Regions from separate parts of the Homo sapiens genome. Here region 2 is linked to region 1. The links are chromatin loops, found by intact Hi-C in ENCODE. Cell type or tissue: B cell. All regions are shown on one strand. Region 1 overlaps SHLD1 (shieldin complex subunit 1). Region 2 has its middle 58 kb from the start of SHLD1.

The links. A loop is a pair of places that touch in the nucleus more often than their neighbours do. Peaks named below come from ENCODE experiments on the same cell type or tissue, not always from the same donor. Only the 100,000 strongest peaks of a DNase experiment are listed, where the experiment ranks them.
Region 2: a loop joins it to region 1, with 18 times the contacts of the local background. A loop is called at or near these places in 7 of 110 quality-filtered maps.

Annotation. Positions count from the first base shown.
Region 1 is chr20:5,797,058-5,799,557 of GRCh38, reverse strand. The region is part of intron 2 of SHLD1 (shieldin complex subunit 1); the gene reads right to left. Among named protein-coding and RNA genes, the nearest start is that of SHLD1, 48 kb to the right of the region's middle. RefSeq lists an enhancer at 1,236-1,435. In B cell, no CTCF peak of the experiment used is centred here; a DNase peak (open chromatin) is centred at 1,417; H3K4me3 peaks cover 264 bases; H3K27ac peaks cover 1,534 bases.
Region 2 is chr20:5,691,089-5,693,588 of GRCh38, reverse strand. No RefSeq gene overlaps it. Among named protein-coding and RNA genes, the nearest start is that of SHLD1, 58 kb to the left of the region's middle. In B cell, no CTCF peak of the experiment used is centred here; a DNase peak (open chromatin) is centred at 1,478; H3K4me3 peaks cover 821 bases.

The sequences.
Region 1 (2,500 bases):
CAAATTGCTTGAGCTCAGGAGTTTTGAGACCAGCCTGGGCAACATGGCAAAACCCTGTCTCTCCAAAAAAAAAAAAAAAAAAAAAAAAAATTAGCCAGGCATGGTGGTGCATGTCTGTAGTCTCAGCTACTTGGGGGGCCAAGATAGGAGGATTGTTTGAACCCGGGAAGTTGAGGCCGCAGTGAGCCAAGATGGTGCCAATGCACTACAGCCTCAGGGACAAAGTGAGACCCTGGCTCAAAAAGAAAGAGAGAAAGAAAGCAAGAAAGAGAGAGAGCGAGAGAGAGAGAATAGGGGAGGGGAGGGGAGGGAATGCAACAGAAGTGAGGCTAGCCTTTAATTTTTTTTTTTTTCTGAGACAGAGTCTCGCTCAGTCATCCAGGCTAGAGTGCAGTGGTGCAATCACGACTCACTGCAACCTCCGCCTCCCAGGCTCAGGTGATCCTCCCACCTCAGCCTCCTGAGTAGCTAGGACTACAAGTGAACGCCACCATGCCTGGCTAATTTTTGTATTTGTATTTTTTTGTAGAGACGGGGTTTTGCCATGTTGCCATGTAGAGACTCACAAATGGTCTCAAACTCCTGGGCTCAAGTGATCCACCCACCTTGGCCTTCCAAAGTATGGGGATTACAGGCATGAGCCCCCACAACTGGCTGAGGCTAGTTTTTAAGAGAACTGAGGGAGGCTGAGGTGGGCGGATCACGAGGTCAGGAGATCGAGACCATCCTGGCTAACCCGGTGAAACCCCATCTCTATTAAAAATACAAAAAAATTAGCCGGGCACGGTGGTGGGTGCCTGTAGTCCCAGCTACTCTGGAGGTTGAGCCAGGAGAATGGCGTGAACCTGGGAGGCGGAGCTTGCAGTGAGCCGAGCTCTCGCCACTGCACTCCAGCCTGGGCGACAGAGTAAGACTCCGTCTCAAAAAAAAAAAAAAAAAAGAAAACTAAAATGTTAGGCCAGGCGCAGTGGCTTACGCCTGTAATCCCAGCACTTTGGGAGGCCGAGGCGGGCGGATCACAAGGTCAGGAGATTGAGACCATCCTGGCTAACACGGTGAAACCCTGTCTCTACTAAAAATACAAAAAATTAGCCAGACATGGTGGCAGGCGCCTGTAGTCCCATCTACTCAGGAGGCTGAGGCAGGACAATGGTGTGAACCCGGGAGGCGGAGCTGGCAGTGAGCCGAGATCACGCCACTGCACTCTAGCCTGGGTGACAGAAAGACTTCGTCTCAAAAAAAAAAAAAGAGAACTGAGAGTTTCTACTTTTCTTCTCTTGGAAGGCTCACTCTTGCGATTTCCCCTCTCAGAACTCAGCCACCATGTTGTCAGAAGCCTGAGCCACATGGGCATGGAGAGACCACAGGTGGCCACTTCAGCTGACAGCCCAGCTGGGCTCCCAGCTGATGACTAGCATCAACTATCAGCCATGTGAATGAGCAGCCTTGAACATTCCAGACCATTCAAGCCCCCAAGTGACTGCAGCCCCAGCCAATATCACATGGACCATAAGAACCACTCAGCTGAAGCACATCAACCCACAAAATTGTGAGAGAGAACATAATGGTTGTTGTTCCACACCACTAAATTTTGGGGTAGTTAGGCAGCAAGAGATAACCAAAACAAGGCCTCTGATTCAACTGCTGTTGATGACAGAGAACAGAGGGTCATATCTACATGTATAATAGGCATAGAGCCTAAGCAGTAGCCCAGGAAATAGTGAACAAAGAGGCCTGGGACACTGGCAAGCCTAGGACTGCAGGTATCAGTGAAATCAAGTGACTGGATGTTCATGAGTAGCAAAGGCATTATAAATGTGACTTATTAAACAAGTTAGACATGTCTCCAGTCAAATATGATTTGACTAAACATACAATTTTACATGCCCATCACTGTCACAGATACTATAATACTGTGTCTAGTAAGTAAGTAGGGACAGTGTGCTGGGACTGGGACTATATGGGACTTCACACATATTCTTCTTCTTCTTTTTTGAGATGGAGTCTAGCTCTGTCACTCAGACTGGAGTGCAGTGGTATGTTCATAGCTCACTTGCAGCCTTGACCTCCAGGACTCAAGCAATCCTCCCACCTCTGCCTCTTGAGTAGCTGGGACTACAGGCACTCGTCACCATGCCCAGCTTATTTTGTTTATATTTTGTAGAGATGGGGTCTCACTATGTTGCCCAGGCTGATCTTGAACTCCAGAGCTCAAGCCATCCTCCTAACTCAGGCTCCCAAAGTGTTGGGATTACAGGCATGAGCCACTGTGCCCAGCCCACACACATTATTCTTAATCCTCACAAGAGTATAAAATGTAAGCATACTAATCACTCCCTTGCTCCCCTCTCCCTCTTTCCTTTCCTAATTCCTTTCCTTCCCCCTTTTGTTTTTCCTTATTTCATCAAGAAGAGTAGTTTTAAATTTTTAAAATCACAGCATCCATTGTTAGATGAATAAAGCTTCCTATCATTACTTTGGAGCAAAAGATAGAATCCAG
Region 2 (2,500 bases), 110 kb after region 1:
TATTCAGACTCGTTGGGATCCACAGATTCAGGCTCAAAAGTCCTGAATTGTTATTTCACTTTCCCTAAAAATAAGCCTCCCCCTCCCGCCCACCTTTTTTGTGTGCAAAAAAAGGCTGGAGTGCAATGGTGCGATCTTGGCTCACTGCAACCTCCGTCTCCCAGGTTCAAGCGATTCTCCTGCCTCAGCCTCCTGAGTAGCTGGGATTACAGGCATGTGTCACTATGCCTGGCTAATTTTGTATTTTTACTAGAGACAGGGTTTCTCCATGTTGGTCAAGCTGGATTACAGGCAGGAGTCACCGTGCCCGGCCTCTCACTTTTTTTTTAATGGAGTCTTGCTCTGTCACCCAGGCTGGAGTACAGTGGTACAATCATAGCTCCCTACAGCCTCGAACTCCTGGGCTCAAGCAATCCTCCTGCCTCAGCCTCTTGAGTAGCTAGGACTACAGACACTCACTACTGTGCCTATTTTTTTTTAAATTATTATTATTTTGTAGAAATGGGGTCTTTCCTTGTTGCCCAGGCTGGTCTTGAACCCCTGGCCTCTCAAGTGTTCTTCCCTCGGCCTCCCAAAGCACTGAGATTACAAGTGTGAGCTGTGCTTGGTTCAGTCTGGGTGAGCCTACAATTGAAAATACCTCACAGGGTACCTCGAAGCTGCTACCCACCTTTCTGGCCTACTACTCCACTGGACCCCTTGTCTCCATGCACTCTTTGTGTGGGCATAGCCAACTAGCCAACATTCACCCACTGGTGGGACAACAACAGAAGTATTGCTTATCATTATTGAGGGCTGACCAGGTGCCATACTCTTTTAAAGCATAACCTAATTTAATCCTGTGGCTGGGCATGGTGGCTCATGCATGTAATCCCAGCACTTTGGGAGGCCAAGGTGGGTGGATCACCTGAGGTCAAGAGTTCGAGTGTAGCCTGGCCAACATGGTGAAACTCCATCTCTACTAAAAATACAAAACTTAGCCAGGCAGGGTGGTGGCGCGCGCCTGTAATCACAGTTACTTGGGAGGCTAAGGCAGGAAAATCGCTTGAACCCAGGAGGCAGAGGTTGCAGTGAGTGGAGATCACACCACTGCGCTCCAGCCTGGGCCACAGAGCGAGACTCTATCTCAAAAAATAAAATAAAATAAAATAAAATAAAATAAAATAAAATAAAATAAAATAAAATAATTTAATCCTTGTGACAGCACAATGAGGCAGGTCCTACCATAATTCCCATCATATAGCTGATGCTCAGAGCAGTGGAGTGACTTGCCTAAGGAGAATAAGCAGTGAGGAGTCAGAGTCAGGATTCAAACCTGTTTGTCCAACTCCAGATTCAAATCCTCTAGCCACTTCACAGAACTCTTTTGCTTGTTTTTGGGCCTCTGTGTGCATAACCATTTCCGTCTGCCTGCAACACCTGCTCTGGTCTCTGCCTGGTAAACCCTCACTCCCTTCAAATGCTGCCGGTGCTCCCCCTTCCCTTGGCCCCTTGGCCTCACTGGTTCAGTGCACACCAATCAGACTGCCAAGTGCTAGCACCTGCAACCTTTTGCCTGAGTGTTTTCTGAAACTGTTGGTGCCTGCTCTGCATACATACATCGAAGGGCTGAGTACTAGGGAATTAATGGCCCCAAAAGAGGCTCCCAACCAATATTGATGGAAGCAGATGCATAAATCCCCGTCCCTCCATCCCTCCCAGACAAAATCTACAGTTTCCCAGCATCCCCGAGAAGGATAAAGCTCCAGCTGCCTACAATGGTAACTTGCTTAATAAGTTTGGTGTTTTTTTTTTTTTTTTTTTGTAAACAAGGTCTGGCCCTGTCACCCAGGCTGGAGTGCAGTGGCGTGATCCCGGCTCACCACAGTCTTGACTTCCCAGGCTCAAGCAATCCTCCTACTTCAGCCTCCCAAGTAGCTGGGACTACAGGCATGCACCACCGCTCCCAGCTAATTTTTGTGTTTTTTGTACAGACGGGGTTTTGTCATGTTGCCCAGGCTGGTCTCTAATTCCTGAGCTCAAGTTATCAGTCCCCCTTGGCCTCCCAAAGTTCTGGTTCTGGGATGACAGGTGTGAGCCACCATGCCCAGCCTGATTCACTTTTTTTTTTTTTTTTTTTGAGATGGGGGTCTTGCTCTTGTCGCCCAGTCTGGAGTGCAATGGCACAATCTTGGCTCACTGCAACCTCTGCCTTTCCGGGTTCAGGCCATTCTCCCGACTCAGCCTCCGGAGTAGCTGGGATTACAGGCGCCCGCCACCATGCCCGGCTAATTTTTGTATTTTTAGTAGAGATGAGGTTTTGCCGTGTTGGCCAGGCTGGTCTCAAACTCCTGACCTCATGATCTGCCCACCTCAGCCTCCCAAAGTGCTGGGATTACGGGCATGAGCCACCGCACACACTTTTACTGACTTCTTTCCTTTTTTCTGTCTCACTCTGTCACTCCCTTACTGTTGATTCCTGGGAACATCACCCAAAACCATTGCTTGCACTGGAATCTCA